Linked DNA regions of Homo sapiens: region 2 is linked to region 1. The links are chromatin loops, found by intact Hi-C in ENCODE. Cell type or tissue: GM12878. All regions are shown on one strand. Links, peaks and the distances in the headings refer to the core of each region. The heading gives the core; the rest is flanking DNA. Region 1 has its middle 180 kb from the start of JCAD. Region 2 overlaps LOC105376476 (a long non-coding RNA gene).

Region 1 (8,333 bases), core at 27-8,026:
GAGATTCTCTCCAGAGAAGAGACTTGTGTGATGCTTTCTAGACACTCTATTCTCTTCTGCTATAAGCAGGGCGATTGCTGAGCAAGGGGCAGGAAGTACTTAGAGCTTTGCCCTAGACTTTGGAAAGACCTGGGTGAGAAGTCAGGCTGCACATCTTCGGCCCGCTCTGACCTCAGAAGGCTGCTTCTCTCATGGAAGGCAGTGGGAGCACCCAATGAGCTAATGCATGTGAAATACTTAGCACAGTGCTTGCCTCAGAGCATGCACCTACAATATGTTAGTCCAAAGAAAACAAAAGGTCAAAGGTAAAAAGTAGGAAAAAAGGGAAGGGGGCTTAGGCCAACCCCAGACTATGTACCAAGCCCCACTTCAGCAGACTCAGCATACATGTTGTTGTCTCATGGATAGAGACAAGATGGAGACCCAGACTTTATCTCAGCGATGCAATATCAGGAGAAAACAAGGCGAATGTCAGCATTCTTATCAAAAGATAATTTTGGCCAGGTGCGATGTCTCTTGCCTGTAATCCTAGCACTTTGGCTGACATGGGAGGGTTGCTTGAGCTCAGAAGTTCAAGGCAAGCCTGGGCAACATAGTGAGACCCCATCTCAACAAAAAATGAAAAAATTAACTGGGCATTGTGACTCATGCCTGCAGTCCCAGCTACTTGGGAGGCTGAGGCAGGAGAGTCAATGGAGCCCAGGAGTTCGAGGCTGCAGTGAGCTGTGATTGTGCCACTGCACTTCAGCTTAGGTGACCGAGTGAGACCTTATCACTAAAAAAAAAAGGAATAAAAAAGGAAACAAAGTCTGTCGTAAAGAGAACATGAACCAGAATTACGCTTTTCAAATACAGTCACAGCTGCCAGCAGTGGCACGCATTCACCAGTGTGCAGGGAAGTCCCAGACCCTTCAGGACTGACTTAGTAAGAAGCCTACATCTCTTAGTGGCCTGAGAACAGCTGAGGGATGAATGTGGCCCATTGCTTAGATAAGGAGTGGACAGGAGACAGATGGGTGTGGGAAGAAGTCATACAATAAACCTTGTACTTTTCTGTAAGGAGAGAACTTGAATGGTAACGAGAATGTTATCAATTCCTTTTTCTCCAAGGCAGAGGAGGACCCATTTGTAAAATACTTTATCTTAATGTTCCCTCAAAGTTCTGGCTCTGAGGTCACTTCCATGTTCACTGTTTAGTATTTTTTTTTAATGAAGAACATTTGTATTAGTGTCTCAAGTGCAGGGAATTTCTGATCAACCCAGTGATGACTGAAAGCTGGACTGAACAGCCCTCCGTTGCAGCGAGCCCACGGCTGTCTGGCTCCAGAAGGGGCTTACCTTGAACGTGGCCAGCAACTGCGGGGGAGAAAGTCAGGCTCACAAATCTCATCTTAGGTCATAGGCACATCTGTTTCCCACCAAGTGGGCTTGGCCTCAGGTTTTCTCTTTCAAAGTCTGCCCTTTCATTAGGGCTGCCCTTTTATTTTATGGGTGTTGGCTTGGCTTATCTGTGCGCAGCCTGTCTCCCAGGCACTGTTACTCCGCACACACATCGCACTCTTATGAGGCTGTGTCCACGGTTGGGCAATGCCTGTGCTTTTTTTTTTTTCTCTTTTTTCTCAAGGGGATAGAAAAAAAGCACAAATAAATTACAGCCATGAAGCCTTCAGTTGGATTTTCTTGTCCAACATGCTTTACAGCAAAAGAATGGAACACTCTGTTTTATCTTAGAAGCAATAAGTGGGAGAATGGGATTCTAGAGGACTTTAAAGGGAATCCAGTGACTTCTGACCATCCTGAGAAAAGGAAGCATTTTGCTTTGAAGTTTCAGGACACAGAAGGGGTCCTGAAACTGATGGGAATGTTGGAACCGAAGGGCTTGAGTCCGCCCTGAGACAGAGCAGCTGCTGGGCTGGGAAGTCTTGTTGTTGGGAACATTGGTTATGACTTCCATCTCGATCTGCTACTTGCCTTGATGTAGTAGCTCCACGAGGAGTTGCTCTGATTTAAAGACAAAAATTAATCAAACATGGTGGGGAGATAGCCAGTCTAGTAACAAACTGAGAAGGCTAGAAGCCTCGTGATGTTCCCTAGAGTTTTCCTGAAAAAGAACCGTAGTAGAAAAAGAATGGCTCATCCCCCAGCTTGGTTCAAGGCCCCTGGGCTCTGTGCATTGTCAGGTGTCTACAGGAGTTTCTCTGAGGCCATCTCAGCAATTCAGATCCAGAAACTCCAGCATCTGCCTAGGAAGCCATTTTCTCTGCAAATGCACCAAGCCTGAGAGCTGGTCTTAGGAGCTTTTCTTGCACTCCATTGAGTTCAGAACCCACTTCTGGTCCTGTAAATTTCCACAGAATGTGATGTCATTGGAGAGGCATGTGCCTCTTATCCACCAAGACTGGATCCAGGATTTCTGGGGCCAAACCTTATTCCACCTGAGAATCTGGAAAAGAATACTAAATTACAAGTGCGAAACCAGGGACAGGGCCCTGCACAGGAAAGAGGCTGTGCAGGGCAGAGGCCTTGAAACTTAAGCTCTTTTAACTTCACAGTAGTGAATTGTCTCTGTCCCCACCACGGGTTATCAGCAGAGGGTAGTCAGGCTGTTCACAGCAAGCCTGCCCTTTGGGCATGGGGTCCTAGCATACTTCAGGCAGGGACAACGGCCCTTGGTGGCCTGAGTGGGCTTTGTTTCCCCCACCAACTAACAGTCCTCCTAGAACGTGTCCTACAGGAAACAAAACAAAGAAGGCATGTGTCCCATGTCCTCCAACAGTCCTCCAAGCATGGTCCTCCAAGCACGCGACCATGCTCCCCCAGGGACGTTTTCCTCGCAGCCTTGCCTTGGGTTCTGGTGAAGCTTGTGGCCCACAGCCAGCCCATGCTGAAATGAATGCTGAAGTGAAGAATGAAACTGAAGGCAAAAAACAGATCCCCAAGTGAATCTGAAATTCCTAAAGTGGGCTCAAAGGCAAAGGGGAATTCCCTTCCTGTACCTAGGACATGAGTATATTCCTGCTTTGCCTGGAGTAGGAATAATAAGTCGCTCCTTTTTTGTCAACAAAGAGGGGCCCCTCTGGGTTGGTCTCGGGAGTTACTTGGGGGCCTCTGGCCTGGAGGCCTGTACTTCTTCTCTCTAGAGAAGTTTGTACTGAAGACACTTGTAGACTTAATCTTTTTTCTTGTTTTTTTTTTTTTTTTGAAAGTAGAGACAAGGTCTTGCTACATTGCCCAGCTGGTTTCACACTCCTGGCCTCAAGCAATTCTCCAGCCTCAGCCTCCCAAATGCTGAGATGACAGGTGTGAGCCACCACACCCAGCCAGGTTTAATCATGGCCATTCATCTGCTCTAGCCACATCGTCCCTGGCTGTTTTGCTGAAATTGGCCAAGAAGGCCTCTCCCATGCTGAGTCCCTCACTCTTGCGTGTAGACCAGGTATGTTCCATGCTGAGAGGGAGAAAGACAAAGGCCTTGGTTCTATGAGCTAACAGCACTACCACGTTGAGTGGCTCCAGGGAGTCAGTGTGTAGAAGGAAACCTCTATGGGATGAAATGCTGTCCAGTAGAAGATCAGAAAAGTGCTTAAGATTGATGTGGAGAAGGCTGAGAAGGGAGTGAAGGAGCTGTCCATAACAGAAGCTTCAGGAAGGGCTCTTCTCTTGTCCCAGGGCTGGGATGCCTTGAGAAAGGGTTTTTGTGTGCGGATTCCACATGCTAGGTGAAGACAAGGCACTCTACAGGGCACTAACCCAAGGAGGTGCCATGCGGGAAATAAGGGTTCCATGGCTAGCTAAATTTGGGAAACAGCATGCTACATCTGCCACTTGGAAATTTATAATGCGTGTTAAAGGAATAAAGTCTGAAAAATCTTACACTTGAAAAAGGGAACTGGCCGGGCACGGTGGCTCACGCCTGTAATCCCAGCACTTTGGAAGGCAGAGGCAGGCAGATCATTTTAGGTCAGGAATTGGAGACCAGCCTGGCCAACATGGTGAAACCCTGTCTCTACTAAAAATACAAAAAAAATGAGCCAGGCGTGGTGGTGGGCACCTGTAATCCCAGCTATTAGGGAGGTTGAGGCACAAGAATTGCTTGAATCCAGGAGGCAGAGGTTGCAATGAGCCGAGATGGCACCACTGCACTCCAGCCTGGGTGGCAGAACGAGACCCTGTCAAAAAGAAAAAAGAAAAAAGAAAAAGAAAAAGGGAAACAAAATCATTTTAATTTTGTCAAGCACTTAGCAAATGTCACAGAAACCACTGCTCATAGAATGCCTGTGTCCTTGGATGTGCCACTGGTGTTTATGGAACTGAATTAATGCCCAGCTGGCTTAGGAAGGAGCTATCAAAGCTGCAGGATTAGCTAGTCTGCCGCTTGCTGGACAGAACAGATGGACAGACGGTGAAGTGTGCCTCCATTGTACACAACACTGCCCTGCAATTCAAGGTGTGAGTCTTTGGAGGAAATTTTGGAAGAAGGTGAAAAAGATGGTAAAAAAAAAAAAAAAAAATCCTTAGGTAGTAATGTATGCGTTGCCTGGGCAAGAGAAATGGGGGAAATGGTGTCCTACTCTATGAGGTTAAGAAAAGATAGTCTATAGGGAGACTGGGAAACGCCATTAAGAAAGATCTATTATTATGATAGGTGTATGATGACAGGTGTTATTACGGTTAGGTGTATTAATCACACATCTGAAATTTTACTATTACTTTTTGCTATATTATTACTATAGATGGTAACAGCAACATTTATTCTTTTATTTGATGTTTCATTGTTGGGAAAATTATTTAGATCTCTTTTGGTCCTCCGAAAAGCTCTGTGAGATGACGGGTCTTTTTTGACTTTTATTTTAAATTCAGGGGTACATGTGCAGGTTTGTTACATGGGTAAACTTGTGTCATGGGAGTTTGTTGTACAGATTATTTCCTCACCCAGGTATTAAGTCTAGTACCCATTAGTTATTTTTCCTGATTCTCTCCCTCCTCCTGCCCTCCACCCTCCAGTAAACCCCACTGTGTCTTGTTCTCCTCTATGTGTCCATGTGTTCTCATCATTTATCTCCCACTTATAAATGAGAACATGCGGTATTTGGTTTTCTGTTCCTGTATTAGTTCGCTAAGGATAATGGCCTCCAGCTCCATCCATGTCCCTGCAAAGGACATGATCTTGTTCTTTTTTTATGGGTGCATAGTATTCCATGATGTGTATGTACCACATTTTCTTTATCCAGTCTATCACTGATGGGCATTTAGGTTGATTCCATGTCTTTGCTAGTGAATAGTAGTATTAACAACTGTAGATGAGATAAAAAGCTAAGAGAGTGACTTGCTCAAATTCCTACAGCCAGTAGATAATGGGCCCTGGACTCAAACCCTGGGTACCTGGCTCTATGTCTTTGGCTCTATCTTTAGGAGGAGGCAGCGGCTCTATCTTTAGGAGGAGGCAGCAGCTCCATGGTTCTACGTCTGGAAGAAGAGGGTCAGGGCCTCTGGATTCTTTAGGGAAAGGTCAGAGGAAAGACTCACAGGCCCTTGACTAGGCACTTGGGCTTTCCATGTTGCCCAGAGCTAGAGCTAATGAGGCTGGTGAGAGCTCAGTCCTTGAGAGTGCCCCTAGGAGCCTGCAGAGCTGGGGATGCCTGGGAGGGCAGAAGGGAACCAGAGGGCATCTCCTTCTTCTCACATTTGCCTCTTTGGTTCCTGCTAAGCAAGTTAAAGCAGGTAACAGAGCTCTGGCTCACATAGGTTCTTCTAAAGGCTTTGAAGGATAGGCACAAATACCTCCACTAATTATATCTCAGGCTATTCCAAAAATCAGAAAGGCAAATTGAAAAAACCCTGGATTTATTTTAAGGCTGTTTTGAGGCTCATGCGGGGCTGTTCTGGGATTCGGAGAATGTCCAAAGAGGAGTTGATTCCAGGGATCGAGGCTGAGGGCCCTGAGATGCAGGTGGATGTGGGGCCCATGGAGGGGGGTGTTCTACATTTAATCTCACCCCAGCCTTGGGCCATGGGGGACCTTGAAGTAAACCTGGGGAGGCTACAGCTGCAAAGATAATCTCACTGTGGTCCAAAGTCCTAGATAACCCCAGGGAACAAGGGGTCTAACCCACAGGCCATCTGGGATGTGTCAGAATGCTCTGAGAAAGTGGGATGTGGTCTTAAAGCAGAGTGGAGGGGCAGCCTCAAGGCTTAGAGCCAAGGAAGATTTAGAACCCAGGGAAGCTGGAAGCAAAGTACTTCAGGGCAGTGGGATACAGCTGAGAAGAGATGGGACAAGGTCACACCATGTAGGGAGTTATTAAGAGGGGAGGTACCCACAATCCAGAGGCCTCAGCTGGTGGAGGAATGCAGCTGGCCTTGCTCGGAAGAGGAAGAAACAGACCTTGCATTGTTAGAAAGAGAGCCTTATGGAGAGCTGTGGCCTGAGTTGAGACAGAAAGTGTTAGACAGGCAGGCAGATAGCATAGCGGAGGCCAGGGGGTGAGCTGGTATGGGGTCGGGGAGGAGAGAGAGTCACCTCTCCACTGCAGAGCTGGTGAATTTGAACTGCAGAATGGTCACCTTGTGTTGGTGAGGCCAGGTACTGTGGTGAGGGTAGAGGTGTGGACAGAATCAGGAAGCAGAGATGCACAGGGAAAAGATCCTGGGGACAGCACTCCTCAAAGATGGGAAGGCTCACAGGGTCTCCACCAAGAGTGGGGAGCTGCACCAACGGCTCAGACCAGAGAGGAAGGAGATGGGGGTAGGAAAACTCCACAGGCAGTTAAGAATGACCTGACTGAGGAACCCTGTGCTAATCAGCTACGACCTTTTCCACCAGTCCTGACAGCCCAACTCCTCTTCAAGGAATCCTCATTGCTCTTGGCCATGCAGATCCCCTTTTCCATGTGAACTCACATGAGGACACCAGTATTCTTTCTGTACCTTCTCGGCCATCTTGCTTCCCATAAGAGACTCACCTGCTCAAATCCCCCATGTTCCCAATTGTACCATCTGCCTATGTTGCTAAGAGTAGCTATCCAAAAATGCAAAAACAAGGCAAAAGGAGAAATGTATGTCCCTTCAATGTCACGCTGGATTTGATCTAAAACGCTCATCCAAGGATCCTTCCATTACCTGTGCCTTTGCTTGACTCACCATTTACTACTGATCAGGACCTGGAGTAATAAGTTCTAGTGTTCTACAGCACTACATAGTGGGGTTAACAACATATTGCATATTTTCAAATAGCTAGAAGAGCTGATCTGAATGTTCCCAGCACAAAAATATGATACATGTTTTGAGGTTCTGGATGTGCTAAAGATCCTGATTTGATTATTACACATTGTATACATGTGATGCAGTTTGGATGTCTGTCCCCTCCAAATATCATGGCGAAATTTGATCCCTATGTTGGAGGTAGGGCCTGGTGGAGGTGTTTGGGTCGTGGGGGCAGATCCCTTATGAATGGTTCGGTGCCATTCTCGTAGGAGTGAGTGAGTTCTCAAGCAGTCCCGCAAGAACTGGTTGTTGAGAAGAGCTTTGCACCTCCTTCTTTCTCTTGCTTCCTTTCTGGGTTGCTGTGTGATGCCTGCTCCCCTTCACCTTCCACCATGAGTGGAAGCTTCCTGAGGCCTCCCCAGAAGCAGATGCTGACTCCATGGTTCTTGTACAGCCAGAAGAAGCATAAACCAAATAAACCTCTTTTCTTTACAAATTGCCCAGCCTCAGGTAGTCCTTTATAGAAATGCAAAACAGACTACGACAATACATTTCAAAATATCACATTGTGCCCTGTAAATATGTACAATTATTATGTGTCAATTAAAAAATAATGAAAATAACAAAAAAAGACCTAGAGTCAGAAGTTACTTGGAGATTTGTGCTGGAGAGAGAGATGTACATTACTTCTGTTTGGGAGAAAAAGATAACTTCAAAAGGTATGATTATGGCAGGACATAAGCCAACTTTTCACATGTAACCTGGTAGCTGTGTCATTCTATATTCTTTCCTCAATGGCTGCAAATACTTGCACTTTCAGTGCTCCTGATTGAGCTTTTCCATCTGCTGTTCCCTCATTAATGGGTTAAATAAATCTTTGGCAGATGTTTATTCTGTTTTTCTGCATTCATGTTTTTAACACTTCAGAAACTTGTTGTCTCACAGAAAGATCCAAACAGGTTCACTTGTCGGAGCTGATTAAATTGTGTTGCCCAAGAACAGCCCCACGTGCTACAGATATCCAGGTACAACATTTCCTGGTTCCAGAATGAGTCCCAAGCACTAACAGAACACTACCTTTGCTGTCTCTTGGTTTCTCTGGGTTTTTTGTGGGTTGATCTGTTTCAAAT
Region 2 (8,333 bases), core at 50-8,049, 55 kb before region 1:
GGATATGCAACTTAGATTCCCAAAGCAATAGGCCAGCATTGGGACTGACTAGATGTAGCAAAATGACCCCAATTTTCTATACCATGGTTTAGGGACACAAAACCAGGGAACACTTAACCAGGCCTATTCTACTGGGGTGATCAAAGAAGAGTTAAACAAATCCAACCACAAGCACAAAATAAAGCCCATGTGAGCGGCACACGGCACACATGTAACTTTATATTATAAATCATTTCCTCATATTTTCAAAGGAAAGGAAGTTCTATAAAGTGATTGTATTTACTACACATCTGGTATCAGAGATATTCAAGATTGCTATAAAATGATTATTTATAACTCAATAGCTACTCTTGTTTACTACATAGAATACATCACCATCCCATATTGTTACATTAAATCAGCATTTTCCCCACTTTTACTGCATTTGTTATCAAGCCTGTGGCTCAGGCAAAAATGCCTTACAAAGAGCAGCCTAGAAGGTAATAAATAAGATGCACTTCTAATCTGCCTGGGGTTCGAAAGTTTATTCCAGCTGAGTCCACATGTAACCCAGAGAAGAAGCCCCTCTGTTTGTTCCCTTAGGCATTCTTCCCTCTTGGAATACATTTCAAGGAGGGGCAGGGTAATATCATCTTAGGTACAGAGCTCTGTAGGAGTACAAAGTACCCTATGGAGCTAAGGCAGTGAGAAGACTGGACTGGGCATTGGATAGTGCTGACGGAGTGGGCAGGTTTTGTTCTTGTGGTCATTCAGCATCCACTCCTCCTTCTTTGGTAGTTGCATTCCAATTTGGGGGACGGAGGATAGAATTATTCCTCCCTTATGAGATGAGTTTGGAGGAGATTTTTACTCAAGGCTCCATGCCTTTCTCTGGTTAAGGGATATTCACTTGACACAAGCAAGACCAAGTGAGCTCTTCCTAACCCAGGAGCCTCTCTGGGATTTGAATCACAATCCCTCCTTGTGTGGAGGAAGACAAGAAACAGAGTGATGAAAAGACAGAAAGCCATCAGAGTTCATTCATTCGAGTGGTGGTTCTTGGATAAGACTGCCCCCATATCCTAAAACCCCAAGAAAGCACCCGGTCCCTGTCCTCTGTAAGCCTGGTTCTAAAATCCTAGGAGCCCCCTCAAACTCTTCCAATAAATTCCCCTGTGACTTTGTGGTTAACTTAGCTAGACTCTCTGTCTATTACTTGCCATCAAAGAACTTGAAGCCTAAACCCTGGGGCTGCCACGCCTTAGCTGAGTGGTCTTGAAAACTCACTTCACTCAACCCTAAAACAAACAGGACACAACCTGTCCTATGGAGTTGATCACACAAATTGGCAAATAGGAAATTCCCAATCTGGCGAGCGAGATGGATTGAGTTTACGCTGCTTCACACACTCTCTGGAGACTCCTTAAAGATGTATGTTGTATAAAGAATCAATTCCAACTGCAGAATGAATGCTGACAGGCACCATCAGCTCCTGCCCGTGTGTCTTCAACTCTCTCCCATTGGAAAAATCAATGAATCAGTAATAATATTGTCCCCTCCTTCCTGTAAAGGAAATCTGAGCTAAATCCCAAGGCTGCCATGTAAATTTCCTCATATTGTTGCTTTCCTTCCCCCTCTCCCGCCCCAAGCCTTTGACAAAAATGATGGGCTGTGATCTGTGTCCTAGTAGCAGGAAGCCTGTCAGACCTGACTCTTGCTGACTCTTTCATCTCCCGGCAGCTCCAGGAAGCAAAAGAAAAAAAAAAAAAAAAGGTGGGGGAATCTGCTGCCATCACCCCCATCCAAACCAGGCTCAGGAAATTTTCCAGGGCCAGGCTGCCTTTGTGGAAGCTATGTAAGGACTGGAGAAACACATGTTCTCATGCAAACAAACCCCAAAACAAAACAAGGGATCCTGCCTTTGTACCTGGCCTGTCTCCAAAGGTGGTACATTATCTCCAAAGGTGGCCACCATCATTTCCTTCTCTCCCTATATGTGATTTCCTTCTCTATTGGCTCCATTCATCAAGAAGTAGAGGTGATTCCTGCTCTTCCTCTTTGAACTTGGGCCAGCCTTGTGATTTGCCTTGACCAACTGGACATGGAGGAAGTGATACTGTGCCGGTGCTTAGCCCGGCCTTTTAGAGGCCTGGCATCTTCAGCTCTCTCTCAGGAGAATACTTGTACCTGGATCTTCACTAGGGGTAAGTCCTTGTTCTCGATTTTAAACATTTATTTAGCCAACTAAGTGCTCTATTAATTCTAGTTGAAGGGGAGATGCAGAGACAGTGTTCTAGTTGCTAATGCTGTGTGAGAAAGCACCCCAGAAGGTCGTAGGTGAAACAACTATCTTAAGATGCTGGCTGATCGGGGCTGGGGCATTCAGAAGGGCCAAAGCAAGAGTGGCTTGTCCCTGCTCTATGGTTCTTGGATAACTCAAAGGGCTGGGGGCTGAGAGAGTGGAGGAAGGAGGACACACTTCCAGATGGCTTGCTTGTTCATGCACGTGGTTATGCACCGGGCAGGAACAGGGACAGCCAGAGGGCCAAGCTCAAACTGACAGCTAAAGAGCCCAGAGGGGCAGTCCTTGGGGGAGGCGGTGCCCACTGCCTGCCTTATAGACCGTATCCCTACCATCACCTTGACTTACTTTCCGCTATATGTTATTGGAGGGAGCAGTCCCTAGCCGTCCTAGATTCAAATGAGGGGTATAGACCTCACCTCCCAAGGTGGAGTCAGTAACAGGGAACTGTGGGCCACATTTAAAACCATGACAGGCTAGTGAATGGCTTTCTGGGAGATTTATGGGTGAAGGGAGGAGGAGAGTCTTGAAGAAGCCCAGATTCAGTCATTCTAAGCGTTTGTCACAAATGGATCTATCATCTGGGTTTCAAATACAGCTCTCAGATGACTGCTCTTCAAGAGGCTGGGCACAGTGGCTTATACCTATAATCCTAGCACTTTTAGAGGCTAAGGCGGATGGATCAGCTGAGGTCAGGAGTTCGAGACCAGCCTGGCAAAAACGGTGAAACCCCATCTCTACTACAAATACAAAAATTAGCTGGGTGTGGTGGTGCACACCTGTAATCCCAGCTATTTGGGAGGCTGAGGCAGGAGAATTGCTTGAACCCAGGAGACAGAGGTTGCAGTCAGCAGAGATTACCACCACTGCATTCCAGCCTGGGTGACAGAGTGAGACTCCATCTCAAAAAAATGAAACAAAAAACAAAACAAACAAACAAACAAAAAACAAAGACTGCCTTGTGTTTCCTTGCAGGCAGCCAGGGCAGAATGCGGTGTTCTCAAGACTGCCATGCTGGCTCATCCATACCTTGTTGGACTTGATAAGTATCGTAACCTAATGAAGGATGCCATTCTGTGCTCTGCAAGGCCTGGGGGAGCCCCAGTGGGAAGGGATCCAGATGGTGCTGGGCCTGGGCCAAAAGTGAAATGGGGGAGGACGGGTCCTTTCTCTCCTTTGTCCCTAACCTCCCCACTTCCTACTGCTGTCTGACTCAGAACCCTCATGAAAAACCCAACTTTTTACACTGATATTTCCCAGAGGCCTAATTGTGCAACAAGAAATAAAAACACAATTAGGGAACTGAGGTCCAGCAGGAAATTCATGTTACATAAATAAGACCTGGAGTGCATAGGGGAGTGCCCCAGCTCTCAGCCTTGTTAGTATTGAAGGCTCCGAGCACACAGATCTGGGATCCTCTGATTTGGTGGATAACCCTTGTGAACAATAATTCTCTGAAAAGGTATTTGGAGGAAAGAGACTTTATTCCTGTAAACAGTTTTCAAACTAGGGGAATGCAGCTTTCAGTGTAAAATGAAGGTGCTTTCCAGACAACAAAGGAGGGGCTGGGCTTTTATAGAGAAAGTTCCTGCCCTGTTCCCACTCAGGTCCACTTATGCAAATAAAGGATTCAAACTTGCTTAATCTGATTGGTTGATGCTTGCTGAGTTCTGATTTGTTGACACAGGTCATAGTCTATTGGTTGGTTCCGGCAACATAAACAAGAACAGGAAGCTATGAAAGTCCCAAAGTTAAGCAGATGTGGGTTTTCTGGGAACTCAAAAACATGTGTGACTTCTAGTCAGCAAGTTGCCGCTTGGCTCTAAATTGAATTTAGGCCCTGTTAGCCAGAGTGTGAACCTTGAGAGAGCCGGCCTTTCAAGGTTCACACTCTTCACATGGGCTGGAGAGATTCCTATCATAACTGATTTATCCATTCACCCATTGACAGGCACTTGGATTGCTTCCACCTTTAGGGTGTTGTGGACAACATCAACACTGCTACAAACATGGGTGGACAAAAGGCTAGTTCTCCTCAACCATGGTGTATGTAGCTGGAGGGAAAATGCCAAAAGCTGCATTATGAGAAACAGTAAAGTCAAAACTGGAAAGATGGATCAAAGCGTGATGTCTCCCTGAAGCCCCTCCTACTAGGCTTGAGGTGAAGGAGAAGCACAGGAAGAAAAGTGCCTCAGTGCTCCAACAACTTTTTCCAAAGAAGCCCTCTTTCTCATTTCCAACTTTAAACCTTTTAAAACTTTGATTGGCATAGAGCTAAGGGTTGGAGAACATTGTCACTTCCCTCCTTTGCAAGTCTGTGTGGATAGTTGTATGTTATCTCCAAAGGTGGCCACCATCATTTCCTTCTCTCCCTATATGTGATTTCCTTCTCTATTGGCTCCATTCATCAAGAAGTAGAGGCGATTCCTGCTCTTCCTCTTTGAACTTGGGCCAGTCCTGTGATTTGCCTTGACCAATTGGACATGGAGGAAGTGATACTGTGCCAGTGCTTAGCCTGGCCTTTGAGAGGCCTGGCATCTTCAGCTCTCTCTCAGGAGAGAATGCAGCAGGCATGTAAGAAGGCTGATGAATCAGACCACCATATTATGAGGAAGCCCAAGCTAGCCACATGGAAATGGCACACAAAGGAAAGCTGAGGAACGAAACCAACAGAAGCATCAGGTCCCCAGCCATATGACCCAGTTAAGCCACCTTAGCTATGTGGTATTCCAGGTAAGGTTCCCTGCTATGTGGTATTCCAGGTAAGGTCCCAGAATTTAGTCATGGAGGTGAGCCATTCCCTCTGTGCCTTGTACAAATTTCTGAGCCAAATAATTTTGAGAAAATAAAAGACCTATTTTATACTGTGAAGTTTTGGTGCATGCTGTTATGTAGCAATAGATAACCTAGAGCAGTGGTCTAGCACTTCATTTTGGAATGTGGGAGTACTTAGTTTACTGCTTTATTCTTAGCCTTTTGAAACCTCAGCAGAAAATGAGACAAGTAAAATCCCATTTTAACATCCTGTTACATATATTTCAAGATCATCTGTGAAAATGTACATGTGATGCTTTGTTAACCTTTAACAGCCTGTCTTAAAAGACACTATCGTCGAGCAGAAGCCTCTAAAAACAGAATCTTTACAATCAGCAACAGGCTGGCTCCTGACACTTCGGGGGATGAGGCAAGAGTACGAATAGAGACCTACATACCACATGTTTAGATACTTAAAGGCTGTAAATCAAGCTAACAACCTATTAAACAAAATATGCTGTAGCTTGCTGCTTTGAAAAAAATACTGTCATGATGACCTTGAAGTCCAAGTTCAAATTTAGAATTCTCAACTGTCTGGAATTCCGCAGTGGAATATGGTGGTGTGGGGAGAGCTAACCCTGGCTCCAGGCCTTTGTTCCATAGCTCACCCTCTCTTCTCTCATTCCTTCTGTGCTGTGGGAGGACTCATTCTCATCCACGTGGACACCCCAGCACAAACAACCAAACTCCAGTCACCAGCACACTCAGGGGTATGATCCAGAAAGAGGAAAGCTATGTCCCTCTAGCTCTGGGGATGCCTTGTCCTGGAGGGAGGCACAAAACTGGATAAGAGTCAGCATTTATTTCCCTAGAGTTAGGGGTTGTAGTACAGTTTAGCAAACTGCAAAGTCTGATGGAATAGTCCCTTACTTCAGACAATAGTTGCAAGTTTAGGGGTCCCCAGGACCACCCTCAAGTTCAATAATTCTCTAGAATGGTTCAGAGAACCCAAGAAAGCATTATACATAGCATGAGAATGTGTGTGTGTGTTTGTTTTAACAGTTGAAAGTTACACAAGAAAATCAATCAAGGGAAGAGACACACAGGACAAAGTCCAGTTGGGATCCAAAGGAAGAAGATCCTTTGGTTCTCTTCCCATGCATTTATGATCAGTGTATTGGTCCATTCTCACATTGCTATAAAGAAATACCTGAGACTGGGTAATTTATAAGGGCAAGAGGTTTAATTAGCTCACAGTTCTGCAGGCTGTACAGGAAGCATGATGCTGGCTTCTGCTTAGCTTCTGAGAAGGCCTCAGGAAACTTACAGTCATGGCGGAAGGCAAAGAAGGAGCCAGCACTTCACATGGCCAGAGCAGGAGGAAGAGAGAGAGGGGAGGTGCAACACACTTTTAAACAACCAGATCTCACAGGAACTCACTCATTATTGCCACAATAACACCAAGGAGCATGGCGTTAAACTATGAGAAACCACCCCTATGATCCAATCACCTCCCACCAGGCCTCACCTCCAACACTGGGAATTACAATTTGACATGAATTGTAATTGGGCAGCTCCACACCATATCAGATAGCATTGCCTCCTCCTGGCCAGGACAATGTACACAGGGTACAGCCAACCGAGGATGCTCACCTGAGCCTTGGCTGTCCACAGTTTTTGCTTGGGGTCTATCGCATACTGCTCATGTGGGTGACCTTCAGTCTGCAGCCCCTTTTAAGAGGCTCAGGCTAATAATTCTGGAAGTTGGAACTGATATGATGTGTCTCCAAAACCCCATCATAAATCATATCATTAGACTATCCAGTGGCTAAAGTCCCCAGGCAAACAAAGTCCCTCTTATTGGGCAGGACATTCCAGGGGCTTGGAGATCACCACTCAGTAGCCGAGAGCAAAGGCCAAACTTCTCTTTCAGGAAGGCTAATCCTTCACTTCCCCAGGGCCCAGGGTTGCGCCCCTCCTGCCTAGCTCTAGAATGATATTGATCAGAAATACTCTCAATGATTGACATAAACCCAAAGTGAGCAAGACAACAGAAGAAATGATGTGGCTGCATATTGAACTCTCCAAGGAGTCTACATTTAAATAGATGGAAGAAATGGAAGGAGAACCCCAGTCCAAGAAGAGATGCAAAAAATGGCAGTGCTTAGCAGGGAGAATATTGGGAAAGCCAGGATGAGCTAAGGCTTGTGAAAAGCACCAGCCCAAATGGGCTTTTTTTAGCGGGGAGGGGGAAAGACAGTGTCTGGCTCTGTCACCCAGGCTAGAGTGCAGCCGCATGATCATGGCTCACTGCAGCCTCAACTTCCCAGGCTCAAGTGATCCTCCCTACCTCAGCCTCCTGAGTAACTGGGACTACAAGCTGGGATTACAAGTGCATGCCACCATGCCCGGCTATTTTTTTTAATTTTAATTTTTGTACAGATGGAGTCTTGCTATGTTGTCTAGGTTGGTCTCGAACTCCTGGACTCAAGTGATCCTCTTGCCTTGGCCTCCCAAAGTGCTGGGATTACAGGTGTGAGCCACCAGGCCTGGCCCAAAATGGGCTTTTTAGCAACATTCCAAGAAGAAACACCAAGAAAGGTCTTCTCTGGGTGATGGTGTGATGCAGCACTGTGGGAAATTGGCTCTCTTGCCCCAGAAAGCTCCACGAAGTAGAGGTATCTGGTCACTTACCCAGTTAGAAAAGCAACAAAGCTATGAGAAAATCAGAGCCAAAGAGAGCAAGAGGCTAAGGAGGGAAGGTCAAATGTTTGCAGCCCATCTGAATTTGGCTGGGAATCTGCAAAGCTCCCTTATTGCATCTTTTCAGAGTAAGACGGGGAAACGTAAAGTAGGAGAGAGAATTGGCAGGAGAGTCACATCTGGTTGTAGAGCACCATGCTCAAAGGTGTCCACCTGGAGGGCTCCTCTGTTGGTTGTTTAAATTCCTTATTTTATTGTCAACTTGGATCAAGAAATTGAAACTATCCTTATCACTGCACAGATGACATGAAGCTGGGAAGGATCACTGATACCCGGGTAGAAGAATCAAGATTCAAGAAGATCATAGGCTGAGTTCAGTGGCTCACACCTGGAACCCCAGCACTTTGGGAGGCCGAGGTGGGAGGATCACTTGAGCCCAAGAGTTTGAGACTAACCTGGGCAACATAGCAAGACCCCATTTCTACAAAAAATTTTAAAAATTTAGCCGGATGTGTTGGCATGCAATTTTAGTCCCAGCTACTTGGGAGGCTGAGGCGAGAGAATCTCTTGAGCCCAGGAATGGGAGGCTGCAGTG

Evidence for each region. Hi-C counts contacts between places; a loop is a spot of excess contacts. Peaks named below come from ENCODE experiments on the same cell type or tissue, not always from the same donor. Only the 100,000 strongest peaks of a DNase experiment are listed, where the experiment ranks them.
Region 2: a loop joins it to region 1, with 3 times the contacts of the local background. A loop is called at or near these places in 3 of 110 quality-filtered maps.

What each region holds. Positions count from the first base shown.
Region 1 is chr10:29,880,119-29,888,451 of GRCh38, forward strand. No RefSeq gene overlaps it. Among named protein-coding and RNA genes, the nearest start is that of JCAD, 180 kb to the right of the region's middle. In GM12878, for the core only: no CTCF peak of the experiment used is centred there; no DNase peak of the experiment used is centred there.
Region 2 is chr10:29,825,187-29,833,519 of GRCh38, forward strand. LOC105376476 (a long non-coding RNA gene) reads left to right here. Exons shown (of 3, transcript XR_930790.2): 2 at 2,010-2,183; 3 at 3,257-3,925. Among named protein-coding and RNA genes, the nearest start is that of SVIL, 190 kb to the left of the region's middle. In GM12878, for the core only: no CTCF peak of the experiment used is centred there; a DNase peak (open chromatin) is centred at 3,914.